Linked DNA regions of Homo sapiens: region 1 is linked to region 2. The links are chromatin loops, found by intact Hi-C in ENCODE. Cell type or tissue: heart right ventricle. All regions are shown on one strand.

Region 1 (8,000 bases), 190 kb after region 2:
CCAGGCTGGAGTGCAGTGGCATGATCTCGGCTCACTGCAAGCTCTTTCTCCCGGGTTCACGCCATTCTCCTGCCTCAGCCTCCTGAGTAGCTGGGACTACAGGCGCCTGCCACCAAGCCCGGCTTATTTCTTTTTGTATTTTTAGTAGAGACGGGGTTTCACTGTGTTAGCCAGGATGCTCTCGATCTCCTGACCTCGTGATCCGCCTGCCTCAGCCTCCCAAAGTGCTGGGATTACAGGTGTGAGCCACCGTGCCCGGCCAGCATTCTCTTTTAAATTATTATTATTTTTTGAGACAAGGTCTCACTCTGTCGCCCAGGCTGAAGTGCAGTGGTTCAATCATAGCTCACTGCAGCCTCTACATCCTGGGCTCAAGCAATCCTCCTGCCTTGGCCTCCTAAATCCTTGGCTGGGATTACAGGCATGAGCCACTGCACCTGGCCTAAATTAAATTTTTTTTCCTAATAATTTTAGGCTTATAGAAAATTTGCGAAGATAGAACAAAGCATTCTCACATACCCAGTATCCAATTTCCCATAATCCTTTACACTGCCATGATGTATTTATCAAAACTAAGAAACTAGCATTTACACACTGCTATTAACTGAATTCTAGACTTTATTCAATTTCACCAGTTTTTCCATTGATGTCCTTTTGTTGTCCACATTGCATTTAAGTGTAGCAGTTTTAAAATACATCTGCAAATTCGGTAACACTCTTCCTAGAGAGAGTGAGGTCTGTATCCCCTTGCCTTGAAACTGGACAGGCTTTGGTGACTGTTTTGACCAGCAGAGAACAGTGGAAGTGACACTAGGTGACTTCTGCATCTAGGCCATACATAGTGGTTCAGATTCTGCCTTGCTCACTGAAACATTCACCCTTGAAGTCTCCAGCGTCATATAAAAAGGCCAACTGCCTTGAGACCGCCATGCTGCCAGGAAGCCAAGTAGCCAATGGAGAGAGACAACATGGAGAGGCCTTGAGACTCCACAAAGAGGGATGCTTACCTATGCTGCAGCCTCTCTACCTACCAGCTGCTCTGGCCTGGCCCTGTTCCAGCTTCACCCACGGTCAGACTGTAACCAAAGGAAGAGACCCTGAGCCAGAGCCCCCAAGCCAAGCCTTTCCTGAATTCCTAACTCACAGACGCTTTAAGGGATAATAAAATGATTGTTGTTTTAAGTGACTGCATATTGGGGAGTTTTGTTACACAGCAGTAGATAAGAAGAATATGACAGCTCCACCAGGAGATCTTAAATGAGGTATGAGGCCCATTCACATGAAATAACCTCCCAGACAGTCCAGCATTTCATTTTTCACACATTCCTTGAGCATCTATTGTGTACCAGGCACTCTACCAGGTGCTGGGGGAAGTAGGTGACTAAGATAGTTTCTGACCTTGAAGGTTCATAATCAGAAAGAAAAGCAGACAAACAAATGGCCACAGTATAATATGTTTAGTCAAAGTGTCATGAGACCAGAGAAAAGGGACAAATATTCCTGGGGGATTTGCTTGAGCTAAGAGTTGAAGGATGAATCAGAGTTTCCCATCGGGATAGGGGTGAGAGCACATGCTGTGTTTGGGGAACCTGGAATAGCTCTTCATGGCTGGAAACACAGGATTTATTTGCATAGTGTGCTTTTGTGGGTAGGAGTGGGTCAGGCATGGACTAGGAAGTAAAAGTGAAAAAGGCTCAACAGGGAGACTGAGGTCAAGTTTCCAGAGTGGAATCTGGGGTCACAAGTGGTATGTCATATCTGTTAGCCTGCATCTGATTGTCCTTCCAGAAACTTCCTAAGAAGATGATGTTTAAATGTTAGTCACTAAAAGGTGCCCTCAGGAATTTGGACTCAAAATATACATCCACTGCATGTAGCTTGATCTCCTGGAAGAATAAACTTTGTAAATGACCAGAGGTTAGGGTTTGAAAACTCTAAGAAAATCTGCCAAAGTATTGGCCAAGGGGTTTATGAGGTTTCTATTTCCATGGTTTGCCTTTTCCATGGAACCAAGTTTATGGAGGGTGGAGGTGGAGTGTGTGGAATGAAAGCATGCATCTTCAAAAGTAAACAGAGCTTTAGTGAAAGGAAATTGAATAAACTCTGTGAAGGCAACAACTGTGGACTGACATAGAAAAAAACGGAGTGAGGGAGAGTGAACTCAGGACTGTAGGAAAGTAAGTTACAGGAAGGGCTTGGCAGATGGGTCAGGGAACCTGGTGATTTGGACTTGGCAACTCGGCCTCAGTCAGACTCTTGCTGGGGCCAGTGCAGTCCCATCTTGTGTTTAACCTACTTTGAGTTTGTTTCTGTCCCCTGCCCACAGGAGAGTCCTGACCAATTCTCCAGGCTTATATATACTTCTTCATTTGATTGCCTTCAAAATGGTGGGGCTCAAGAAGACCAAATCATCTGCCCAAAGCCATACAACTGGTGAGTGGCAGAGCCATTTGACCTGGATATTCTGGTTCCAAACTTTGTTCTTTCCAGAAACCAGAGCCACACTGCATGCTTACTGCCCCCTTCTTACCCATCTTTCTGACAATCTGACTCTTTCTTCTCTCACCGTCTCTGCCAGGGAGAGATGGCCCATGCCCAGGAAGCTGCCCTGGACTCCCACAGACCCTGGACAATGGGCAGGAATGTTACTGTACAAGGTGATGTCTCCTCTAATTTTATTTCTCCAACTTAGACATAGGTAGAGAGGAAATAGCTCTCAGGGGCCATTCAAGGCAAGGCAAAGAAGGTAATATTGCTATAATCAAAGATTAGGTAACCAAGGCTCAGATAAGTTGTCCTTGGGCCAAGCTTTCAGAGCCAAGAAGTGGACAAAGTAGAATTTAAGACCCAGTCTCTCTGACTTCAAAATCCGTGATCTCCATGTTCAGAACTTTTGATGCATTATTATCATGACTGATGATAAAAACAATACAATTAGCTAATACTTGCATGGTACTTGCTATGTGCCAGGCACTGTCCTTATGCTTACAGTAATTATCTAATTTAATCTTCATGATGATCCTATGCTATATTTTGTAGGCAGAAAATGCAAAGCAAAAGTGATTAGAAATGAATCTTCAGGGTAGGTGATCTTTTACCTTTGCTTTTCCCCCTTCCTCTCTAGCTTGGCACCTTTTTTGCATCCTGTTTGTACTTGGTGGTCTGGGTAAAAAGTTGGGCCTTGGTGAATCTAGATAACCCCAGATAAAGATCTGTAATTTGCTTTCTCGCACCCTTCTGGGTTCAGTGGCTTCCATTCACACCCTCCTTATTTCTTAGAGTTCCCGGCCAGGGGACCTTTTCCATTTGAGTCTCATTTCCTTACCTGCCTTCCCACCTCCTCCTGGCCAAGACCAATCTGTCTTTTTGACAACTGGACACCTGCTGCCAAGAGCAATAATCCCCATGTGTACAGGGTGTTACCAAAGGGAACAGGGTGGGGAGAGAGAAGGGAAGGGCTTCCTGCCAGCAGCCCAGTGGGCAAGGGAAGAGAAGTTGGAAGGTTTATTGGGCCTGGAGGATCTATCCAGGGGAGGCAGGAGGGGCCAGGAGCAGCTAAGGAATAACAGAGGGTGGGAGAAGCAAGGAAGCAGCAGGAAACAGAAGGGCAGTTTACAACCGGAAAGGGAGGGAGGGAGGGAGTGATTGGAAGGGAGTGGTGCTAGCAGAGGAGGAAGAGGTGGGGGATGTTAGTTACATTTGTACAGAATTTCATTGCTTACACAGCTATTTTGACCTCCATTATTATACCAGGGAGCCTTCATGAGCCTGCCCATTTTGCTGAAAAGTAAGTTGAGGCTGAAATCATAAGTGGGTCATTGAAAGCTTGCTGGGCACCAACTACATGCCAGGTAAGGTCCCAGCTGCTTTTCTAATGCTTCACTGGCAATCCTCAAAAGCCAGCTGCAGGAGGAAGGTAGAAGTAGCTTCTCCTTTATAGCTGAGGAACAGGCTCTGGTTAATTCCCACATTTTAGAAATACGCACTGAGCAAGCACTGCTTCCCAGGGACCATATAAAGGCTGGAAGGGCATTCAGTGCCAACACTTCCCCTGGGCCAGGGTTGTCCCCAGGTCTTTGCACACATGTTTTTCTTATGTTTTCATAACCACGAGATAAACATGCTATTATTATCAACCACTTTTTACAGATGAAGAACTGAGTCATAGAGAGGCAAAATGGCAAGGGGGTAAGTTGTGAGTAGATTTGAACCGAGGCAGTCTGGTTCTAGAACATAAGGGTTTATCTATTAAGATTTACAGCAGTGAGCAAAGGAAATCTAGCTTTGTTCTTAAATTTCAGTGATCAACTCCAAGTATCATGTACTTTCCACTAAGCCAGATTGCCTTTCAGGCTTAGTGGGAGGGGTCATGTGCATGTCTCACACATAGCAAAAAGGGGGTGATTGTACAACACATGATATGCTGAGCTGAACACGTGGCCCCTTTCCTAAGTGCCAGGACATAGCCAGGCAATAGTACCCCACATCAGGATCCTAACAAATAAACATGTCAAGGAAGATATTATGGCCTCTCATTTCTTGCAAACTAACTAGGTCTTAAGCACTTGTGTCACCTAATGGCTCTGGGATAATCTCTATACATGGGGAAGTAGGATTTTGAAGTGGTCTAAATGCCAGGCTCAGATGACAAATGTGGCTTCACATTTTGGTTTTGACACTTGCTGCATTGGAACCTCCAGCTCATTGCCTGACCTTAGTCAGCTTTAATTTTCTACTATAAAATGGAAGAAATGTAGTACTGATTTTTTTAGGGTTGTTATCAGGATTAATGAGATCATGCTGCTGAAGGCTTGCGCCTTGTAGTTGGATGAGTGGTTAAATGTGAAGCAACATTAATATTAGGGTAAAGAACTTAAGTGCTGAACCATACTCTCTCTCTTTAAGCCCAGGCTTTGATACTTATTATTTGAGCGACTTCAGCAAGTTAGCCAAGGTCCCTGGACCTTAGTTCCCTTGTTTGTAAAATGGAAATACCAGCAACTACCACATAGGACTGCTGGGAAGACTGGGTGAGCTGATGCAGGGGAGACTCCCAATAGCCATTGAGATTACAAAGGAGGTGACCACTAGGAAGGAGGGTGGCTTCTCTCAACTCTGACTCTCTTGTCCTTTGCAATTTTCCATTCAGGCTGGAACCTTAGTAAGTCACCATCACTCAGCAAATATAGCCACTCATGGAATTTTGAAGATTTCACTAGTGTGGAGTTTTAAGAGGCTGTGATGGTTAATACTGAGTGTCAACTTGATTGGATTAAACGATGCAAAGTATTGATCCTGGGTGTGTCTCTGAGGGTGTTCCCAAAGATTAACATTTGAGTCAGTGGGCTGCGAAAGGCAGATGTGCCCTTAATCTGGTGGGCCCCATCTAATCAGCTTCCAGGGAGTACAAAACAGGCAGAAAACGTGAAAAAGTGACACCAGCCTAGCCTCCTAGCCTACATCTTTCTCCCATGCTGGATGCTTCCTGCCCTTAAACATCGCACTCCAGGTTCTTCAGTTTTGAGACTTGGACTGGCTCTCCTTGCTTCTCAAGCTTGCAGACAGCCTATTGTGGGAACTTGTGATTGTGTAAGTTAATACTTAATAAACTAATAGGGTATATATGTATATATATGTGTATGTGTGTGTGTGTGTGTGTATATATATAATATTATTTATATATAATATATATATTATATATATATATATAATATATATTATATGTTATATATTATATATAATATAATGTATATTATATAACATATTATATATTAATATATTATATATAATATATTAATATATAATATAATAATTAATATATATATATAATATAATATAATAATATATATATAATATAATATATTATATATATATCTCTCTCCTATTAGTTCTACCCTCCTAGGGAACCCTTACTAAAACAGATTTTGGTACCAGGAGTGGTTCTAGAGGAACAGAATATTAAGGATGGCATTCTCTCATTGGTTTTGGGGTTTCTGGAGTTGGCTTCTTAATACGATTAGACCCAAAAATGCTACGGACTTGACTTCTAATAGTATGGAGAACACTGATAGTCATTGACATGAACTGTTTAGAGAGTTATGCAAATAAATGCATTTAATGCTCATGAGAGGCATAGAGTTTACTGACTCTATACATAATATCTTTGACCATATGTGGAGAACCAAGGAACATAATGAAGCTGGTTGGTTACTCCTAAGTTCAGTGGACAAAGTGATAAAAGAAAATGATGAACTCAGGGATTCTGTCTCCCACCTTCAGAAACAGATACTGAGTCTCAAATATGCTAAGATTGCCCTAAGTAAGAGTCTATTGCCTATAGAGAAAGAGCTGAAATTGTGGAAAAACAGACACAATTATCCCCAGACACTCTTATCATGCAAGTGACTGACCTGCAACAAAAGGTGCATGCACAGCTTCGCCAGGTGTCTACTATTAAAGTGAGGACATTGATTGGAAAAGAATGGGACCCTGCAACTTGGAATGGGGATGTGTGGGATGACCCTGATGAAGGTGAGGACACTGAGTTTGTAAATGCTGATGAATCTTTTTTGCCAGAAGGAACAGCTTCCCCATTTCCAGTAGTGGCAACATCCCCTCCCAGACCCATGCTGCCATCAGCCATTCCACCTTTGTCTGAGGAGATAAGTGCTGTGCTGTCTGAGACAACAGATAAATGCTGTGCTGTCTGATGGCCTCCCCTGAGGGAGTTGCCAGGCAAAATAATGTGCCAACACCAACACCCGTGTTTGCTTCTAGACTTATAACTAGACTAAAGTTCCAGCAGAACCTTAGAGGTGAGGTTGAGAGTGTGACCCATGAGGAGGTGCACTACACTCAGAAAGAACTGCTTGAGTTTTCCAATTTATACACACAGAAATCTGGAGAACAGGCATGGGAATGGATACTAAGGGTGTGGGATAACAGTGGAAGGAATATAGAGTTGGATCAGGCTGAATTTATTGATTTGGGCCCACTAAGTAGGGACTCTGCATTTAATGTTGAAGCTCAGGGAGTCAAAAAAGGTTCTAATAGTTTATTTGCTTGGTTAGCTGAAATATGGACTAGATGAATTAGAAGATGGCCCACTGTGAACGAGCTGGGAATGCCTGATCTCCCTTGGTTTAATATAGAGGAAGGGATCCAAAATCTTAGGGAGATTAGGATGGTGGAGTGGATTAGTCACTTTAGACCTACTCATCCCAGCTGGGAGGGTCCAGAAGATATGCCCTTGATTGATGTCTTGTGAAATAGATTTGTGAGGACAGCACTTGCATCTTTGAAGAGTCCTGTAATTGCTCTTCTCTGTGTGTCAGTTGTAAACGTGGGAACCACAGTTACTCAACTACAAAATTTAAATACAATGGGAATAATTGGATCCCAAAGTGGCAGGGGCCAAGTGGTGGCACACAACCATCAAAGGCAAGGTGGGCGTAGCTACCATAAAGGACAGCAAAGGCGAAGCAGCTATCAGAATAGTCTGACTCATGTAGAGCTCTGGCACTGGCTAATCATCTTTCACAGTGTTCCTAGAAGTGAAATTGATAGGAAGCCTACTGCATTCCTACTTAATTTATACAAGCAGAAAACTAGGTTGAATGGACAAAAGACTAATTTGGATTATAAAAACAGAGAATCATGGCCCCTCAATCAATTTCCAGACTTGAGCCAGTTTACAGACCCAGAATCCCCTTGAATGAAGGAGAGGCTGGGTCCCTTTGAGGAAGGACCTCACTACATTACAATTTATGCAGTGAATTTTTGTCCCATCTTTTGTCAGGGAGACCTCCAGCCTTTCACCACGGTAACTCTGCATTGGGGAAAAAGAAATGGTCGGAGATTTCAGGGACTTCTGGACACTGACTCTGAGCCGATGTTGACACCAGGGGACCCAAAACATCATTGTCATCCTCCAGTTAAAATAGGGGCTTATGGAGGTCAGGTAATTAACTGAGTTTTAGCTCAGGTTCTATTTACAGTAT
Region 2 (8,000 bases):
TGAGAAATAAGACTCTTGGAATTCACAATTAGAAGGACATTTACTTTCTTTCTGAATAATATCTCTCAACAATCCTTTAAAAACTTTTCAGGGCCTAGCACCCAGGACCTGACACTCAGTAGATGAGATATTTAAGAAATGCATGACTAGACATCTAATAAATTCCCAGCATTCAGCATTATTCAACCTTCCTACGGCTTCAGCCGGAAGGACCAACTTGCCATTTCCCAAACTGGCCGTAGGTTTTCATATTTCTGTGTTTCCTCAATGAGTTTTCCTTTTATGGGAAGGCCCTTTCCTACCTTCTCTCCCTGGCAAATGACTTCTCCAAAAGGTAATTCGTTCAAATGGTGCGTTTTGCCAGAAGCCATTCCCATCTGCCCCAGGTGATGTTGTTAGCACTCCCCTGTGATTCTGTTGCTTTCCATTCCATGCATCCCAGATTAGGACCACTCACCCATATGACATCTTTGTTCAAATTAGGGAAAGTCACCCCTCCTATTTAGCTGACACAGTCCTACACCAAGGCCTTGGAGAGAGGAGTGTGTGAGAGTTGTTGGGGAGAGAGAAAGAAGATAGAAAGAGAAAAATGTTGAATAATAACCTAAAAGGATATAGGCCTTCAAGTTTAGAAAACATTTTAGCATGTATTAGTGTATTAGATCCTGAATGCATGGATGTGAAGATAGTAGTCCTGTTACTTATCAGGTATATCAGACAGGTTTTCGTTATTTTGTAGGTGGGAAACAGACTCAGAGAGGTTGTTTGACTAACTTATGGTCACACAGCTCATGGATCTTAGAGCTGAGTTATAAATCCAGCTCTCTTCCCTGATCCCTGTTTGTGACATGCATAGTTTGGCTTTCAGAGGAGAGTGTCATTCCTCTTTAAGGGATGATCGAGAGAGCTGCCCCAGGAGAGAGGAGGGACTTCCATGTGATTGTTGCATTAGCTCAGCTCTGAATGGTTTCTTCTGTTTAATAAACCTTGTTAATTTTACTACTGCTTGTTCTTGGCTCCACCACACAGCAGTGGTTTAGGCAATATGTTCAAAAAATGTGCTAATTACAGGCTGTAATTTTCTTCCATCCTAAAATAAATACTTAGCATTTTAGTACTTGGAGAGGGAAATAGTTTAGTGGAGCTAGAAGAGTCACGAAGCTTGGGGGCTGTTGGGAGGGGCTGAAGAACATGGAAGCAGAATGTGCAAGGATAGAAAAAAATAGAAGTTTTTGGAAGGCTGTGGTGTCTGGGGTCTATTTAGTGGGAGTGGTGTTATGTATGTGGGTGTGTGCAAGTTTGGGGGATACTTGGGGGATGCTGTGCAGAGAGAGGCAGAGGGAAGGGGGTGCTTGCTACCTGCTCACCAAACTCTGTTCCTTCTCTTCCGTGGTGCAATTCTGTCATTCAAGAAGTGTGTTTTGTTTTGTTTTGTTTTGTTTTGTTTTTTGAGCTGAGCATGGTAGCTTATGCCTGTAATCCCAACACTTTGGGAGGCTGAAGTAGGAAGATTGCTTGAGCTTGGAAGTTCAAGACCAGCTTGGGAAACACCAGGCTTTCAGCAAATGCTCCTTGAGTGTGTGAAGTACTGTATTGAGCAGCATAGAATTGGACACTGTTGACCATATCATTCTTTAGTTGATGAGATCTGGGCCCTCATAAGCCCTCATGTTTGGACAGTGCCTCCTGGTTTACAAAGAGCTTCCTTGAACATGATCTCAGTTCAGCATCACAATAACCCTCTGAGATGAAAAGGGGTAGGGAAAGAACAGGAAGGAACTAACAGGAACTGTGGGAGTTCAGAATGAGGGATTATTTCTAGCTGCAGGAGGGACCCATAGAAGTCTCCTGAGAAAGTGGCATTGAGATGGGCTTTTAAAGAAAGGTGAGAGAGCAGAGAACAGTATTCCAGGTGGAGGCCACATCGTAGGCAAAGTCACAGAGATGTGAAAGCGTGGGTGTGTCTATGGGACTAGGGGAGGTGATCAATGGGGCTGGAGTATAGGCTGCCTGCAGGACAGTGTGGGAGGCCAGACTGAAAACAACCACAGGGCTCAGAGAGCAGCATCATTTCATTAGGATCATCATCTTCATTCCCCTCTTTAAAAACACACTTCCAGACCACTTGCTCTATGCCAGGCACTTGGCTAGGTATGGGAGACACAAAAGATATCATGTACAGTTCCTGCCTTGAGGGCATTTACAACCCATCAAGGAGAACTGCCACACACACACCAACCTTAAACGAAATGCGTAGAAGTTACTTGGAAAGTTTGCACTTCCATTTAACGTGTGCATGTTCAGAAGAATGGAGGCCTGCAAGAGTTCCCTTTTCACATGTACTTGGAGCTTTCCCTTGAAGGGCCCTCTAATTAAGTCTTTGGGGAGGCAGTGCAGCACAGTGGTTGCAACCACAGTCTCTGGAGTCCGAAGGCCTGGGTTGAAATTTGGGCTGCAGCACTGACGACCTACAACTCCCTGGTGGAGTCTTTAGTTCTCTATCCTTGGTGATATGGTTTGGCTGTGTCCCCACCCAAATCTCATCTTGAATTATAATTCCCATAATTCCCTTGTGTTGTGGAGCGACCCAGTGGGAGATAATTGAATCATGGGGACGATTTCTCCCATACTGTTCTCATGGTAGTGAATAAGTCTCATGAAATCTGATGGTTTTATAAGCAGAAACCCCTTTCACTTGGCTCTCTCTCTTTGCCTGCTGCCATCCACATAAGACGTGACTTGCTCCTCCTTGCCTTCTGTCATGATTGTGAGGCCTCCCCAGCCATGTGGACCTGTAAGTCCATTAAACCTGTTTTTCTTCCCAGTCTGGGGTACGTCTTTATCAGCAGTGTGAAAACAGACTAATACACTTGGTTACCTTGTCTATAAAATAACGATCCAAAGGCAACCTGGTTGATTGGGTTGTCATATCAGCTAAGACAATGCAGAAAAATAGTACCATGCATGATACCCAATTAACCCAATAGCAAATAAGTAAGCACGATGCTGCTGGCTGTGGCTTGCATACTGTAGCTGAGCCGAAGTAGAGTCTCTGAGCAAGGAGGGCACCATGGAACATGTTCTTCTGGGAGTCCCGCTCAGAAAGCAAAGCTGGGTGAGTGTGCAAGGTCGTTGTGGTGCTGCCAAGTCATTGTGGAGCCTCGCTAGCATATCTTGGCTTAAAGGAGTAGGGATTTCTTAATAAATCAGGTGTTTCTTGTAGACACTCCCCACCCCCAGCAGTGCTGGAATGTGCAGAGGATGTTTTGAATGTGTCACCACTGATAGTTACATGCCGTCCTGTTGCAGTGCGTTTCCAGGAGCTAAACCAAGGCCAGGGTCAGGGAGCCCAGCTTTGTGGCAGCGGATGATACATTCCTCTGAAATACACCAACTCCTTGAGAGCTTCCTTCAATTATACTGCCCCGCGTGAGTTTGCACACCCTCACACACAATTGGCTTTCCTCTCTTAGGAGTTTGGGATATTTCAAGGCTTGCTAATCAGCTGTGTTTATTAGATAGCCTTTGTTTTCCCCTTCTAAGACAGGAAGCTCATTAGAAACAAGCACAAACTATCAACTTTCAACCCAGAGTTGAAAATGTTCCCTGAGAATTGGGGATATTTTTCAAGGGAGTCATATTCAGAGGCACAGCCCAACTCACGGTAGCTAAGCTGACAAGTAGGCTCTAGGTAATCCACATTCCAAGGATTTTGAGGTTCCCATGAGATGAATGCTTTCCCTCCATGATTATACCTTGCAGCTAGAAATATAAGGAAAAGCTGGGGCAAACTATAATACAGCAGGTAGTGACAATGGCCCTGGAGCCAGATGAAATGGGCTCATGTTCTGGCTTAGCCATTTACTAATTATGTGACCTTGGGCAAGTCACTGACCTTCAAATTCCTCATCCTTAAATAGGGGTAGGCCGGGAGGGTGACTCACGTCTGTAATCTCAGCACTTTGGGATCCTGAGGTGGGTGGATTGCTTGAGCACAGAAGTTAGAGACCAGCCTGGGCAACATAATGAGACCCCGTCTCTATAAAAAATTTTTTTAAAATCAGCTGGGTGTGTGATGGTGTGCACCTGTGGTCCCAGCTACTTAGGGGTCTGAGTCAGGAGGATTGCTTGAGCCTGGGAGTTTGAGACTGCTATGAACTATGATTGAGCCACTATACTTCAGCCTGGGTGACAGAGTGAGACCCTGTCTGAAAAAAAAACAAGGGTGGTACTACCCACTTCATAGGATTATTGTGAGCTTTACGTGAAGGCCTTACGTGATTGTTAGTTATTATTATTTATAGTAGCTTTCATTTATTCATTCATTCCTTTACTCAACTGATACTGATTTGGTACTTTCTATGTGCCAGGTGTTGTGTTTGGTGTAGGAACTATGTAATAAAATGAGTTCTTGTCCCTGCTCTTGAAGAGGTCACCACTCAATGAGAGAGACAACATGTACACAGGTTTTATGAAGCAGTGTGAACAATGCATGCAACAGGCTTTGGGAGCACAGTGGAGGGACACCTAGCTCTAGTTGATGGTGGTTGTGGTAGTGATAGCCCAAGTGTACCACGATGGAAGTAATAATGATGGTGATGATGAGGATGTTGGTCATGCTGGTAATGGTTTGCTTGTAAGGATGGTAGTAATGATGGGGACTATGAGATGGTGGTGATGGTTGTGGTAGTAATGATTCCAGCATGATGTCATAATGATGACAGAGACATTTAGATTGGTGATAGTGGTGGCCATGATGGTGGTGACAGTGGTGATGGTTTACCATGAGGATGGTAGTGAAGATGGCATTGCTGCTGATAGTGGTGATGGTGGCCATACAATGGTAATCAAGATGTCAGTAACAGGATTGTAGTCAAGATGGTAGTAAACAATACAGTGGTGATGGTGATGGTGAGGGTGGCAATGGTGGTATTAATGTTTTGAGAAAGGATGGTACTAGAGATGGTACAGATGATGGTGACAGTGTGATGGTGGCAGTGGTAGCAATGACTGTGATAGGATAGCAGTAATGGTGTAATGGCAGTGATCATGGTGAGAGCAGGTAGAAGTGGCAGTGATTTGCCCTGAGGATGCTAGTAAAGATGGTAGTGATGACCATGTGGAGGTGGTGGTGGTGGCATGATGTGAGAAGACAGCTGTTCTCTTCCTACCCTTCCCAAGATTATGATTAAGAAAATCCCAAACATGATATTATTTCATCTGTAAATGTAAACTATATCTTTAAATTTAAATTTTCTAACTTTGTTGCTAGTGTGTAGACATGAAAATGGTTTTTGAAAATTGACATAAGATCTAGTAACCTTGTAAATCTCTCATCATTTATACTGATTTGTCTGCAGATTCAATGGGGTCTTCTACATAGACAATCATATCATCAGCTAACAGAGTTTTGTTTCTTTCTTTTTAATACTTATGCCTTTTATTTATTTTTCCTGGAGGATTATACGATGTCTTCCAGTTTAGTGTGAAAAAGAGGTAGTGAGAATGGTATCTGTCTTTTTCCTGATTCTAATTGTAATAATTCTAACATTTTACAAATATCAAATATTAAAATAATGCTTATTACAGGTTTAATAGGTATCCTATATGAGGTTATGAAACTTTGTTCTGTTGTTATCCTGGTTTGCTAAGAGATTTTTTTGATTGTTGTTTAATTATGAATATTTGTTGAATTTTATCAAAGGCTTTTTCTGTTTGTACTGAAAAGATTATATGGTGCTTTGGGCACTTCCCATGTATGACTTCAGAGTTGCGCAGCCTTAATTTTTTTCTTATTTCAGCCACTGATGCAGTGACCAATTTTGTGTGAGCACTTATCAGTTTCACACAGGTGCACCCTGACAGCAATTAACCTTTGGGTCTCACTGCATGCCTCTTCCTGTCTCTGTTGATGCGCAGTGGGAAACAGTATGAGAACCATTTGGCACTCACCAAAATTTATTCATTGAGAAAAAGGATTTGTCATTTATCTGTATAGACAGTGCTGAAATGCATTTTACGTGGCCATTCATGCAGTCCCATGGGCTTGCGTCACTCATGCAGCAGCGGCTTGATAATTTGTCTTGGTGTTAGTTTTCTTTCCTCTCTGACTCTCCTTTCTTCTTACCGCTCACTCTTGCTCTCTGGCTTTCATGCCTCAGAAAAGTACTCACACTTTATCCTTTGTTTCTGGGGAATTCAGAATATAATTTTTTTTCTCTTTTAGTCTATTTATGTGTTGAATTACATTTATAAAGTTTCTGATGTTAAATTACCCATGCATTTCCTTGGATAGTTCAGCCTGGTCACAAAGTTATAGTTAAAAAAATTTTTTTATTATACTATTTGGTTTGGAAATTTCACATCTGTGTTCATGAGTAAGACTGATGTATAATTTTTCTTTTTTAAACCTTCTTTGTCTGTTTTTGGTGTCAGTATTATATTAGCCTCACAAAATAAGTTGTAGAATGTTCTTTCTTTTCAATTACCTGGAAAAGATATTTGAATTTGAATATTTGAATGGTTTGTTCCTTGAAAGTTTGTGAAATGTATTCTATGAAATAGTTTGGGCTGGCTATTTTTCAGAAGGATTTATATTGCTGATTAAATTCCCTCAACAGTTATAAGATTATACAGGGTTTTGATTTCTCCTTGAGTCAGTTTTGGTTATTTAGCTTTCCTAGGAATTTATATATTTTAATCTATACGTCAAATTTATTAACATTAAATTTAAATGTATTAATATTAAATATTCACTTATTTTCAGTCTGTATGATAGTTATATTCCTCTTTTATTCCTAATATTTCTTACTTATATGTTTGTTTGTTTGCTTTTGATCAGGCTCACTACTGGTTTATCAGTGTCTTTAGTCTTCTCAGAGAACAAACTTCCAGCTTTGTTGACCTTTTTCCCTATGTTTTTGTTTTATATTATGTTGGTATTATTATTCTATTCTTTTAATAACTTTTTTAGTTGGTTGCTCAGCTCATTAATTTTAAGCCTTTCTTCTTTCCTAATATAAACATTTCAGGGTATAAACCTGTTTTGAAGTATTATTTTCATTGCACCCTGTGAGTATTAATATATAGTATTATTGTTACAATTGAGTTCTATGTACTTTTGAATTTCCGTTTTGGCTTCTCTTTTCCCCATGAGTGATTTATAAGTTTATTTTTATAATTCCAAGTGTGTTTAAATTTTTTATTGATGTCTAACTTAATTGCATTGTAATTAAAAAATATCTACTATAGGATACTCATTTTTAAAAATTCATTGAGACTTTAAGTACTGCATGGCAATTTTAAAGTAAATGTTTTATGTTTTATGTGTGTTTGAGACACACATCTTCTAATTATTGGAAGTAGGATTCTAAATATGTCTTTAAATCAAGCTTGTCAATGGATTGTTAGGATTTTCTGCATTTTTTGTTTTTTCATTTGCTTGATCAATCAATCATTGAGATGATGGTTTTGCTGATTTTCTCCCCATAGTTCTATTAATTTTTGATCTATATAATTTGAGATTATTTTAGTAAATATGTGCATGTTTAGTATTGTTATATTAAAATGGTTAAACTTTGTAGCAGTCTGCACTTCTCTATCATTGTACTTACACAGTCTATTGTAATTACCTAATTATAAGTTCACATCTCCCACAGACTATAATTTCTGGGAGTTCATGCAACAAATCTGAATTGTTCAGCTAGCACAGTGCTCAATTAATAATTGTTAAATGAATGGATGCGTGAATGAATTGTCCTTTACCTTTCTGATATGGCAAATGATTAACACTGGATTATATATAATGGAATCTCTTGTTTTGTGCCTAAATATATGTAGGAGTGTCAGATTTGCAATGCATATGAAGCTAGATCTCAAACATCCATATCTTGGTGTAGAAGGCCTCTTCATTTTACAAAGAGCTCATCTGCTGAGGCATTTCTTGTTACAGAATTTTGATGGTGACTGTGTTTCCACTTGGTTGACAATCTTTCTTCCTA

Evidence for each region. A loop is a pair of places that touch in the nucleus more often than their neighbours do. Peaks named below come from ENCODE experiments on the same cell type or tissue, not always from the same donor. Only the 100,000 strongest peaks of a DNase experiment are listed, where the experiment ranks them.
Region 1: a loop joins it to region 2, with 6 times the contacts of the local background. A loop is called at or near these places in 2 of 110 quality-filtered maps.

What each region holds. Positions count from the first base shown.
Region 1 is chr12:105,673,464-105,681,463 of GRCh38, forward strand. No RefSeq gene overlaps it. Among named protein-coding and RNA genes, the nearest start is that of CASC18, 27 kb to the right of the region's middle. In heart right ventricle, no CTCF peak of the experiment used is centred here; a DNase peak (open chromatin) is centred at 3,468; H3K27ac peaks cover 4,415 bases.
Region 2 is chr12:105,482,194-105,490,193 of GRCh38, forward strand. It overlaps LOC105369958 (a long non-coding RNA gene), which reads left to right and starts at 7,509. Exons shown (of 6, transcript XR_007063438.1): 1 at 7,509-8,000. In heart right ventricle, no CTCF peak of the experiment used is centred here; a DNase peak (open chromatin) is centred at 3,288; H3K27ac peaks cover 2,086 bases.